2 separate regions of the Homo sapiens genome follow, and region 2 is linked to region 1. A link is an interaction called in ENCODE POLR2A ChIA-PET data of the cell type or tissue named here. Cell type or tissue: K562. All regions are shown on one strand. Each heading gives the region's core, and the rest is flanking DNA. Links, peaks and the distances in the headings are about the cores only.

Region 1 (6,671 bases), core at 1,920-4,419:
TAGCTTGTCAATCCATTGCCTGAAAGCCCTTCCCATGCCTTTCCTTTGCAGCAGAAACATGGCATCCTCATCTGCCTCTTTCTCACCTACTGGTCAGGGCATTGTGCACCTGGGTGGTTGGTTCAGCCTCTGATTCTGCTAGGCCAAGGCTCTGACGATGCCACTGTTCTCCTTCAGTGCATTCTAGGGACTGTTGGAGCTCCTGAAGGCCAAGGATCATCTTGACCTAGATTTAGATTTCCAGGGCCTGGCCAGAGGACATGCTGGGGGTGGGTAGTAGGCCACCCATCCAATTCTGACCTCATGGCTTTTGCAAGAAACTCAACTTTTATGGATCCTGATTTTCTCATGTGCAAAATTGTCCTCCCAGTTACTAGGGTTCTAGGTACCAAATCCACTAAAAATGTGTTTTTCAAACTTTAGGAACCACCGGACTCAACCTGGAGGGCTTACTAGACACAGCTGCTGGGTCCCACCCTCATGCAGTTTGTCTGGGGTCGGGGACTGAAACTTTGCCTTCCTAATGAGTTCTCAGGCAATTCTCTACTGATCCGGGTCCACGCTTGGAGAACCAGTGCACATTGCTGAAGCAGGTGCCAGGTACCCCAGTGTTCCCCCCAGCAAGGATGTGGGTTGGCCTGTGTGGGTCTTGGCTGCCTGGCATATGAGGCTCGTCTTTCCTTTCATTTTCCCACTGCATCTTATTTTCTGGGAAACTTGAGACTAGATTCCCGGAGATGTTTTGTTTTCCGTTCAGCCATCTTCATGGAAGCTGTCCTCACACTCTCACCGTGATAGTTGGAGACACATTTATTTCCTACCTTTAGGTAATTCTATCACTAACACACACCATCCACTGTCCATCTCGGTTTCCACCCTCCACCTGGAACCCAGATACTAACGGAGGCAGCCTTGGCGATTTTGAGTTTTGAGCTTTTGGTTTCCCAGATAGGTTGATTTTACCCGTTCTCACCAAAGACAGGCCGCATTTGGGTCGAGCTGACAGAGCTGTCATGGACACAGCAGGTTACCCTGTACTCGGGAATGCTTCATGAAGCTTCCCACTCACTGCCGTCAGTCCAAGGCTGGGCGCCCTTTGTTTCAGGTGCCCTGAAATCAGTGTCTCCGTGCAGTGGTGGGAAATAGAGTGCTTAACCATGTCCAGAATCAACTGCTGTACCCTTTCTTTCCCTTCCCTGATGACACCTGAGCCCAGCCGGGGCTGCTGGAGGTGAGAGACCCTGGGACCCATCTGGGGAAGCAGGTGCAGAGCCAGGAAATGGTGCGTTGAAGTCCATACAGTCAGCCATGCTCACATCTAAGTGCTTAGTGGTGGTTTCCTCTCATTTGGGGGTTTTAGTTGTCCAGAGTGAACCTGAAATCACTGCTGGGTCTTGTGTCTTTAGCTCCAGATGTAGTCACTGGGAGGTGACGGGCAGGCTTTGGCTTTGCCTGGCCTTGAAGTTTTCCTCACAGTTTTGTTTTGTCAAGGAGTGTTCCCCCTTCTACTCTCGCTCCTCAGAAACAAGGGGACACTAACTCAGTCATGGCTTTGAATGGAGCGTTTCTGTGTGGTTTTCTCCTTGTCCCAGTACTCTGCCTTCTGCAGCTCCCAGCCCCCAGCAGCTGGGCACATTGGCCCTTGTGCTTTCATATCCACGAAAACACGTGGGAAGCGCGTGCCCAGCACATGCCTTGATCACATATTTGTAACTCGGGAGTCTGAGATGATCGTGACATTCTCGTATGGGGCTGTGTGTGGCCACTCCCATTCCCCAAGGGAGAACACAATTACTGTATTGTCTGTGGGCATTCTGGGCGAGCTGCTTGGGTCACGGCTGGGGCTGTTGGTATATTGGGGGATGGAAATAACCGTTTTGCAGCTTCCTACCTTTATGCTGCCATTTACAAAAGAGGGAGGTTTGGGACGACCTCTTAGAATCCCCTGGGTCACCTGGCTTTGTTCAGCTGAGTAAACCACCAGCCTGTGCCCCCCTACCCCGCCCCCATAGCTCAGCTTGTTTGCCTGCTATTCAGGCAGGACAGCTCTGGGAGGGCAGACCTCTGAGAGGTGGAGAGAAGCAGAGTGATGGGAGGCAGAGAGCAGGGTGGCGGCTTGTGGCTGTCCGGTGCGCAGAGCTCCCCCTGCCTGGGCCTTGTGAGGGCGCTGGCGCTGGCACTGGCCGATGTTGTGGCAGCTGACCTGTCTGGGCATCCTGAGGCTCCTTCCACCAAAAGCTGGGAAGGGGCCCTCCACTCCCAGCCCCGTCCCCCTAGCTTGCTGGAGTGTCAGACATGTCATTTAGCAGCATCCTAATAGAATACCCTCACCCCATCTCTGGCATTGAACTCCTGCCCAACACTCATGCCGCTTCCTCTAGGAAATCTCCCCAGATCTTTACCTCCCTACTTGGAATTCCAGGCTCACTTCTCTGCCCTTGTGGATTTATTATCGTATGACACACTATGCCTTGTGGGAAACCTAATTGAACACTTGCTGTTTGCGTGAACTTAGTTATGTATCACCTGCCTTCTTCCCTCAGTCCCTAGCACAGCCAGCCTAGTGCGTGTTGGACTTGGGACGAGACTGATACCGGGAGGAAATAATGCCCAGAGAGAAGCACAACACAGGGAGTACATGAGATTTGCCGGTTCAACTACAGTCACCTAGAAATACTTTTTGTTTCTGAGTAAAAGTCTGTTCTAAGGAGCGCAGCGTCACATGTGTATATAATCTTCCCATTGACCCATTTTGCTCTCTGTGGAGGCTCCCAGGACCTTGGCCCTCCCTGTCCCACTGGGGTTCCTGCAGAGGCCTGGGCTGTCCAGGCTCTGCCTGGCCCAGGGCCGGCCCTGCAAGTGCTGCCCGCCTCACATCAGGCCCTGACTGCAGCAAGACTCTTCCTCCTAAAAGCAGAACACAGAAAACAAAGCTGTTAGGGCAGGGCCCTGGGCTCTCAGTTTTCCCATGATTGGGTGTGAGAGGGCTGCTGGCCACCCTCCCGCCCACAGAAACTCTGATGAGTGTTTTCAGGTTCCTGAGGAGGTGTGAGTATGATCAGATACAGGGGTTTTTGTGCTGGTCACTGTGTTTTTCTGTTATGCTCTGCTACTGTGGAACCCAGAAAACTTTTGAGCCCAGCCCCTCCGTGAATCAGGAGGTGCTGTGCTTTGAATTAGTGTTAACAACATTTTGATAGCTATCGGAAACCCCCTGCAAGCAAGACAGATTTCAGTATCTCTGGCACCAAGAATGTTGAGACTTGACTTAACGTGGTGATTGTGTTCTTTGTTTCAGCAGACATTTCCTGAGCAGCTCTTTGTGCCAGGTTCTGGGGACTCAGGGGACTGAGGCTGGGCTCATGCCCTCCAGAAGCACACAGTCTGTAGGGGTGGCAGCTTGCTGGTTCATTTCATGGCCCTGTGATTCAAGCTCTGCATTCTGCACAGAGGCAGAGGGCGTGACCTGACTCAGTGTGGAGTGTGGAGGTCTTCCTGGAGGTGGTGACACCTGAGCTGAGTCTAAAAGATGAGGTTAGAGAGTCTGGAGGCTGAGAGGGCAGCAGGGAGCAGGGGAAGTGGGTGGCAAGTTCTAGCCTGAGAGACCAGCATGAGCAGAGGTCTGGAGGCAGGAAACTGCATGTGGTATTTGGAGAACTCCAGAATGTTTTAAGAATAGGCAGTACATGCATGTGTACAAACTCAGCAGTGAAAAGCAGTTTCCTCATCCCTGTCCCCAGCTACACGTCTCCCTCCTTCCTGGGGGGAGCTCCTGTTGTCATTTTCTTGTTTGTCCTCCCAGAGATATTCCATATGCATGTGCAAGAATATGCAGATATATACACACACAAATGTGTGTATAAAAATACAGTATTTTTTATATTTTTGATTTTAGAAAGTATTACCTATTTCTTGTGAAAGTCAATATCTCGTTTGGTTCAAAATTGAAAACATACAAAAAGCCATTTCTTGAAGAGTCTTCTCTCATCTCTGTTCCCGGCTACCCATTTCCGCTCCCTGAAGACAGGTTTTATGTTAAGTTTCCTTTGTATCCTTCCAGGACTTCTGTATTATTGGCACAATTATTTATTTAGTTTCACCCAAATGGGAGCTTAATATACCCACTGTTCTGATCTTTGCTTTTCTACTTAGCACTATACCTGAAGATGGTTTCCTCTTTGGATGTGTTGGGCTCCCAAAGCCTTCTTTTTTTTAATTTTTAAAATTAAAATTTAAATTGACACATAATTGTACTTATTTATGGGGTACATAGTGATGTTGCAACACATATAATGTATGATGATCGGCTCAGGGTGATTAGCATTTCCAACATCTCAAACGTTTATCATTTCTTTGTGTCAGGAGTGTTCAATATCTTTCTTCTAACTATTTGAAACTACATAATATTGTTAACTCTAGTCATCCTACAGTGCTATAGAACACTAGAACGTACTCCTTCTATCTGGCTGTAATTTTGTATCCTTTAACAAATCTCTTCCTGTTCCCCGCCTTCCCCCTACCCTTCCCAGCCTCTAGTCTCCTCTGTTCTGCTTTTTACTTCTATGAGATCAAAATTTTTTAAGCTTCCACATATTCTCGTAGCCTCTTAGAAAGCTGCGTTTCGTCCTTTGCATGGTGTTGCAGTGTGTATTTATCCTGTCCTTCCTGTTAGGCGGTTAGGCCACTTCCCATCTTGGCTGTGCCTAACGATACGATATGTACTATTTTGCTCATGAGTAGGACAGTCTGCAGGGCAGGCTGATTTGGCACTCACACACGTGTTCACAGGGAGAGTGAGTAAGGAGGATAGAACCGCACGAGGACACAGGCAGGTTATGTTTTACGCTCATCTCTCTAGAGGTTGACTTGTTCCCCCTTGTGAAAGGCAAGTGACTTTAAGTTGGATTCTGCTGAGTCTTGAGGAAGCTGTCTTACTCCTTTACTGTCTCCCATAAGTAAGCTCTGCAAAAGGAGACCTGGCCCAGTGTGGTCTCTGGAAGCAAGGTTCGCCCAGGGGTGTGGTTGGCGTCGCTTGGGGAGACTCCCTTACAGACTGTGACCTTCAGGCCATACCCTGCAGGACAAGGTCAGCTAGAACTGAAGCCTGCAGTGCGGCTCTGCCAGCCTTGTTTGCTGGGGCCTTGTGGATGTGGATGCCACCTCCGGCACTTGCTAGACTTGGGCCTCGTGAACATCACAGTTCTAGTCAGTAGTTTGTTGATTTATTAATAATTGAAGCGAGTAAGAGTCTGTCCAGGCAGGGGACCTGCCAGGATGTGGGAGGGAGAGACTGCAGGGTGACTTTGCACCCATCCCATGAAGGTTGTGATGCAGATTTCTGAACTTTATTTTTTGAGATGGATTCTTACTCTGTCCCCCAGGCTGGACTGCAGCGGCATGATCCAGACTCACTGCAACCTCCGCTTCTCGGACTCAAGCGATCTTCCCACCCCAACCTCCCGAGTAGCTGGGTCCACAGGCATGCACCACCATGCCCAGCTAATTTTTTTGTATTTTTGGTAGAGATGGGATTTTGCCATGTTTCCCAGGCTGGTTTTGAACTCCTGAGCTCAAGCCATCCGCCCGTCTTGGCCTCCCAAAGTGCTGGGATGACAGGTGTGAGCCACCGCACCCGGCCCAGATTTCTGAACTTTAGCGGTCCCAGTTATTTTATCATGCTATTTTTATCAAGATATTTTAATAATACCCTCTGCCTTTTAGTGCATTTTAATTTAGTTTTTATTTCACTCATCCATCAGTTGTTAATAGTTTTCACTTCCATGGGAGGGGACTGTGGCTTATGTATGTTCATGTCTTCAGCCCCTACCATCATCCCAGCAGTCACAAAGTAGTCACTCAGTAAGGGTTTGTTGAATGAATGAGTACAGTTGCCTGCCACGCAGGCTTTTGTCAGGACTGGTGGCATGCTGTTAACTGTTCATCCAGCACACTGGAAACTGGGTTTTGGTGCTTCAATGTCAACCTCTGACCAGTACTTGTTAAATTTCATCAATTCTGATCCCATCCAGTTATTCAGTCGGATAGGGTTTCTTTTTTTGTTTTTACATTTTATGACTTAAAAAAAAATTATTTTCGAAGCTAGGACCTCACTTTATTGCCCAGGCTGGAGGCAGTGGTGTGATCATGGCTGACTGCAGCCTTGGCTTGCCTAAGTGATTCTCTTGCTTCCGCCTCCTGAGTATCTGGGGCTGCAGGCACATGCCACCATGCCTGGCTAATTTATTTTTTGTCAAGACGAGGTCTCACTATATTGCCTAGGCTGGTATTATTATTATTTTTAAGTCTGAGAACATATCTATGCCACCTCCCTTGGGTCTGCTCCTGATCGAGGTGGCCAGTGTTGGTGGTTTGTTTGTTTTTTTTTTTTTTTTTAGATGAAGTCTCTCTTTTGTCACCCAGGCTGGAGTGCAATGGCGCGATCTCGGCTCACTGCAACCTCCACCTCCCAGGTTCAAGCAATTCTCCTGCCTCAGCCTCCCAAGTAGCTGGGATTACAGGCGCCCGCCACCACACCCTGCTAATTTTTGTATTTTTAGTAGAGACAGGGTTTCACCATATTGGCCAGGCTGGTCTCGAACTCCTTACCTCAGGTGATCTGCCTGCCTTGGCCTCCCAAAGTGCTGGGATTACAGGCGTGAGCCACTGTGCCC
Region 2 (6,671 bases), core at 2,015-4,514, 190 kb before region 1:
GGCCTCCCAAAGTGCTGGGATTACAGGCATGAGCCACCGCGCCCGGCCTGTGGATGTGTTTTAAACCCACTCCCCAGGTACCTGAAACGTGCAGCCAGTATTGAGAACTACCGACAAAACAGTCCTCAAACCCCAAAAGATTGCAGATATGGAAATTAATGCCTAAAGATGTTAAGTGACTTAACAAGAGCTAGACCAATTAACTCTGCAATTCGAACAGGAACACATAACTCTTTATTTCTTTTATTTTTTTATTTTTGTGAAAACAAGATCTCACTCTGTTACCCAGGCTGGAGTGCAGTGGTGCAATCATAGCACACTGCAGCCTCAAACTCCTGGGCTCAAGTGATCCTCCCACCTTGGCTTTCCCAGTAGCTAGGACTACAGGCATGCACCACCATACCTGGCTAATTTTTAAATTTTTAGTAGAGACAAAGTCTTTGTTGCCCAGGCTTATCTTGAACTGCTGGATTCAAACGATCCTCCTGCCTCTGCCTCCCAAAATGCTAGGATTACAGGCACATACCACCATGCCCAGCAGAACACAGAACTCTTGATTCCATGGTCAAATGTTCCACTATATTTGAATTAAAAAGATATCATCAATAAATACAGCAGAGGGCATTGTCACAGTTACAGAACGGTGGCTGTTTGGCACACCTACCGAATTGACATTCTACTTATGTTTATCTGGACTCTGAGAAATATTTCATTTGGAAAAAGTATCCACTGTCTTTTTGGGGTTTTTAATTTCCTTTTCTTAGAAACCTTATATTAGGCTGGGTGCAGTGGCTCATGCCTCTAATCCTAGTACTTTGGGAGGCCAAGGCAGGAGAATTGCTTGAGCCTGCGAGGTCCAGGCTGCAGTGAGCCATGATGGCACTACTGCACTACACCCTGGACAACAGAGCAGGACCCTATCTCAAAAAAAAAAAAAACCTTTGTAGTAAAGGGTAGAGACAGTATAGTTTTGTTGATAGTTTGTTCTGGCTTTCATTTCAGTTTTTCCCAAACTAACTGTAGAGTTCATAAATCCATATTGCATTTTTGTGAAAGTTTTGCATGCAAAATTGTGGATCTGTAGTTCCATTAACAGTAGAAAGCCATAAAGAGGTTTTGAGCAGGAAGGTGCCAGTATTGGAGCTGCCCACCTTTACCTGGAATGTCTGTGAGACAAATGAGGGCAGAAGTAGAAACAGGGGCAGAGAAGAGACAAGGACCTAAAACCAAAGTAGCTGTGGGAATGGAAAGGAGGGCCAAGAGTGAAATGGGAGACAGTGCAATGTTCAGAATTTGCCAGTGACTAACTCTGAGGCAGAAGAAAGAATCAAAAGTCAGAGAGTGGGCCAGGAGCAGTGGCTCATGCCTGTAATTCTAGCACTTGGGAAGGCCAAGGTGGAAGATCGCTTGAGGCCAGGAATTCAAGACCAAACTGGGCAACATAATGAGACCCCATTGCTACAAAAAATAATTTTTAACCTGCCAGGCTCAGTGGCTCACACCTGTTGTCCTGGCTACTCAGGAGACTGAGGAGGGAGAATTGCTTGAGCCCAGGAGTTCAAGGCTGCAGTGAGCTATAATCATGCCACTGCACTCCAGCTTGGGCAAGAGAGCAAGATCCTGTCACCAAAAAAAAAAAAAAAAAAAAAGTCCGTGAACTCTGAGTGACGGCAGTATGTGCAACAGTGGGACACGCAAGAGAGGAACTGGGTCAGAGGAGATGTGGACCCTTGAATCAGGAGATCCTGGACTCAGGAGGAAGGGAATGGCTGGTGGGGGAAATGCTGGTCTGAAATGTGTAGGGCAATCCTGGAGATCAACATCAGGGAGCTCTCTATGTAGAATTTAGTATGGAAGCCACAGGAGTGGGGAAGAAAGAACTACCGAAGGAAAAAAAAAGAGGAGTGGTCAGAAAGGTAGGAGATGAAGCTGGTAGTACGGTGTTCTGGAAGCCGAGGGTACAGTGAGCCTGAAGCACATGGTAATAAAAATTGTCAGATGCTACAGATTTCGAGCATTAGAACGGAGGAAAGGCCACTGGATCTGACAAACAAGAGACTCAGTGACCTTCTAGAGAACAGTTCTCAGTAGGATGGTAGGGAGAGAAGCCAAGTTTCAAAAGCTGAAGCCATGTGATTATAAACCACAAGTCCAAGACGTCTGGCAGTGAAAGGAAAGCAGGAGATATAAGACTAGATTAGGGCAGTAACAAAAATAAGGGAAAGGTTTTGTTTTCTTTTAGGTATTTATTTTAAAGAATGGGCATCTCTGAGCACTTTTATAAATGGAGGAGAGATGTAGAGGGGGTAAAAGGACTGAAATCCAGAAGGGAGGTAAAATTCAGAGCACAGTGATTTGTGTTGGCAAGCAAGAAAGCCCTATCTTCCTCAGAAACGAGGAGAGGAAGCTGTGAAAAACAGCTCTAGGGAGGTTTTGGTGGGTGAGACAGAGGTGATGGAGTGGAGTTCAAACCCTTTCTCCTCCTTGGTGAATCAAGCACAGAGTCTCCTGCTGAGGGTTGCTCTGGAAACTGGAGGAGATTCGGGACAATAGTTAGAGGGAAGCAAATCAAGAAGAATGAAAAAAGAAGAGCGACAAGAAACTGCTTTCTCCAAAAAGTCTTGGCAGTCCATAATCAGGCCTAGGACGGAAAGATCAGGCTGAGGCTGTGGAGCCCCCCGCAGAGGTGGACATATGCAGCTAAGGGAAATCGAAGGCGCTCTGCTAAAGGAAATGGTAACGGATCCAGCTTACTCAGGGTCTTTGAGGGATCTGTGCTTTTAAGTAGAAAGTGTTATAAAATGGGTGTTCCCCTCAAAAGAAATGTTAGAAATGTTCAGTTGTTACAAGAACATGTTCTCAGACGCGTTGCAGAAAATGTCATTTGTATAAACTGCAACGTATCTTCCATTCTCTGTGTATGATCAACATGATTCCCAAGTGGAAAAAACATCTTAACAGTAGAAAATGCAATGTAACAGGCTAGGTGCGGTGGCTCACTCCTGTAATCCCAGCATTTTGGGAGGCCCGGGTAGGTGGATCACCTGAGGTTAGGAGTTCGAGACCAGCCTGGTCTACATGGCAAAACCCCATGTCTACTAAAAATACAAAAAATTAGCCAGTCGTGGTGGTGGGTGCCTGTAATCCCAGCTACTCGGGTGACCGAGGCAAGAGAATTGCTTGAACCCGGGAGGCAGACGTTGCAGTGAGCCAAGATCACGCCATTGCACTCCAGCCTGGGCGACAGAGCAAGACTCTGTCTCAAAAAAAAAAAAAAAGGAAGAAAGAAAGGGAGGGAGGGAGGGAGGAAGGAAGGAAGGAAAGAAAGGAAATAAACGTATTTAATAATGTTGCCTAATCTGTATGCATGCAGTACAGGACACAGTTTTGTGGAACATAGTACCATCCTGTGACCTTCCTCTATGTCCACCACAAATCTGCCTGAAAAAAAAAATCTCTCCTGAGAGGACCAGATATGCTTGTGAAGCATCAGAGAAAATACAGCTTGTTTGACATTTCAAAATCCTGGTCTGTGCTAGGACTGGTCTCATCTTGATGGGTATAAATTTGTGCTTATAGGAACACAGTCACTCTATATCCAGACTAAGAAATTTTTGTAGATTTTTCAACTAAGTATCCCTGTAAGCTAGACTTACGGAATTAGGAAAAAAAAATGTTGAAGTTGTATTGAGTCTCTTTTTTTTTTTTTTTTTTTTTTTTTGAGACAGGGTCTCACTCTGTCGTCAAGGCTGTAGTGCAGTGTTGTGATCATAGCTCACCGCAGCCTCAACCTCCCAGGCTCAGCCTCCTGGGTAGCTGGGACTATAGACACGCACCACCACACCTGGCCAATTTTTTTATTTTTTATAGAGTCAGGGTTTCGCCATGTTATCCAGGCTGGTCTCAAACTCCTGGGCTCAAGTGATCCTCCAGTCTCCCAAAGTGTTGGGATTATAGGCGTGAGCCACTAAACCCAGCCAGTACTATGTCTTTTTTTTTTTTTTTTTTTTTTTGAGACGGAGTTTCGCTCTTGTTGCCCAGGCTGGAGTGCAATGGCACAATCTCGGCTCACTGCAACCTCCGCCTCCCGGGTTCAAGCGATTCTCCTCCCTCAGCCTCCCGAGTAGCTGGGATCACAGGCTGGTATTACAGGTGTGAGCCACCGCGCCTGGCTGTTGTATCTTTTTAAGAAGTTTGGAAACATCAAGTATCTGAAACAACTTCGCTTGTGATCTTATCTGGGGAAGTTTTGTAAGAGGCAAAGCTGTGAGCAGAGAGAGCATGAACTTTGGAGTCAAACAGCCCTGAGTTGAAATCCTGCTGTCCTCTCTGAGTGCCAGTGTCCTCAGTGTCCTCATCTGAAAAATTCTGGGTGATATTTCCCTGGCAGTTACTGAGGGTCCAAAGAGACAAGAGCTGAAAGGCCTGGCAATACTCTTAAGTGTTTGATAAATGTTGGTTTCCTCGCTCTGCATTTCATTTAATCCAGGTAACATTTACTGAGGAATGACCCCATATCAGGTACTGTGCTGAGAACAGCAATTCAGAGACAGGTAAGGCTGTATCTACAACAGGGGCCAACAGTCCAGTGGAGGACAATCCCTAACTTAGGGTCTCCATGCCCTGGAGGGGCCCATGAACTTGGATGGAAAGAAAATACATCTTTATTTCTTCTAACTTTTAACTGAAATGCAGTATTTATAACAATTGTCAGTGTAGTCAACATACTATGGTAGTATTAATACATCTATGGCCCTGACACCAGTAGAAATCATAGATTTTTTTAGATCATATTACATTATTGAGTAGGTTACTAAAGAAGTACTTCAGGCCAGGCATGGTGGTTCACGCCTGTAATCCCAGTACTTTGGGAGGCTGAGACAGGAGGATCACTTGAGGTCAGGAGTTCAAGACCAGCCTGGCCAGCATGGTGAAACCCCATCTCTACTGAAAATACAAAAATTAGCCGGGTGTGCTGGCGCATGCCTGTGATCTCAGCTACTCAGAAGGCTGAGGCAAGAGAATCGTTTGAATCCAGGAGGTGGAGGTTGCAGTGAGTCAAGATCACGCCACTGCACTCTGGCCTGGGCAACAGAGCGAGACTCCGTCTCAGAAAAAAAAAGTACTTCAATTGGACTGAGCGTGGTCACTCACGCCTGTACTCCTAGCACTTTGGAAGGCAGAGGCAGGTGGATCACATGAGGTCAGGAATTCGAGACCAGCCTGGCCAACATGGTGAAACCCAGTCTCTACTAAAAAGTCAAAAAAAATTAGCTGGATGTAGTGGTGTGCACCTGTAGTCCTAGCTACATGGGAGGCTGAGGCAGGAGAATCACTTGAACCTGGGAGGTGGAGGCTGCAGTGAGCTGAGATCACGCCACTGCACTCCAGCCTGGGCGACAGAGTGAGACTTTGTCTCAAAAAAAAAAAATGTCTGGGTACAGTGGCTCATGCCTGTAATCCCAGCACTTTGGGAGGCCTAGGCGGGCAGATCACCTGAGGTCGGGAGCTCAAGACCAGCCTGGCCAACATGGTGAAACCCCGTCTCTACTAAAAATACAAAAATTAGCCGGGTGTGGTGGTGCATGCCTGTGATCTCAGCTACTTGGGAGGCTGAGGCAGGAGAATTGTTTGAACCCGGAAGGTGGAGGTTGCAGTGAGTCGAGATCACACCACTGTACTCCAGCCTGGGCAACAGAGCAAGATTCCGTCTCAAAAAAAAGAAAAAAAAAAGTGAGTAAGAAGTACTTCAATTAATATTACAGATTTTTAAAAACATTTTAATAACTATATTTCAATTTAATTGGCTTCCTTGTAATCTCATTTCTGTCATGCATTTAAAAATTATTCTGAACTGGCTGTGACAGAGAAAAGGTGAAGAAACCCTAGTCAAGTTAGTGGAAAATTGAATTTTATGAATGTTTCAGGACAGAGAGGCAAATTCCATATCAAATAATCAAATGAGTAATGTCCCAGCATAGGACACAGAGGAGACAAGCCATGCAGTTCCCTTGGAAAACAGAGATGGGCAGTGACTGTGTTTTGCAGGTGAATATGATTTGCCGAGCAAGGAGGAAGGAGAAAGGCAGACTGGAGACAGTGGGAAAAATGAGTGACTCACTGAGGGGCAAGACATGTCTCAATGAGAACACCTGGAAAGCTGAGAAGCAGGGTTGACATCTGGTCAACCTCAAATATGCTCTAAGTCTAACCCATGTGAACCACCTCAGAGTGGATATTGACCCAGTTTATAGTTTGTATAAGCAAATATCTTCCCATTTCAATGCTGACAGCCGTGTGCAGTGGCTCACACCTGTAATCCCAGCACTTTGGGAGGCCGAGGCAGAATGTTTACTTGAGGCCAGGAGTTCGAGACCAGCTTGGCCAACATGGTGAAACCCCTTCTCTACTAAAAATACAAAAAGTAGCTGGGCATGGTGGCAGGCGCCTGTAATCCCAGCTGCTCTGGAGGCTGAGTCATGAGAATCACTTGAACCTGGGAGGCAGAGGTTGCAGGGAACTGGGATCATGTCACTGCACTCCAGCCTGGGCGACAGAGCAAGACTCTGTCTCAAAAATAAATATATACACACACACACACACACACACACACATATATATATGTATGCTTACAAGGTTACACGTCCACCATCCCAAACACACACACACAT

What was found. Peaks named below come from ENCODE experiments on the same cell type or tissue, not always from the same donor. Only the 100,000 strongest peaks of a DNase experiment are listed, where the experiment ranks them.
Region 2: POLR2A ChIA-PET joins it to region 1 with 9 read pairs; 4 of 35 experiments call an interaction of 5 or more read pairs at or near these places.

The regions. Positions count from the first base shown.
Region 1 is chr10:124,719,885-124,726,555 of GRCh38, reverse strand. All of the region lies in intron 1 of FAM53B (family with sequence similarity 53 member B), which reads left to right. Among named protein-coding and RNA genes, the nearest start is that of FAM53B-AS1, 19 kb to the right of the region's middle. RefSeq lists enhancers at 1,432-2,398, 2,668-2,757, 2,808-2,897. In K562, for the core only: no CTCF peak of the experiment used is centred there; a DNase peak (open chromatin) is centred at 3,015.
Region 2 is chr10:124,907,320-124,913,990 of GRCh38, reverse strand. No RefSeq gene overlaps it. Among named protein-coding and RNA genes, the nearest start is that of ZRANB1, 31 kb to the left of the region's middle. In K562, for the core only: a CTCF peak has its summit at 2,672; no DNase peak of the experiment used is centred there.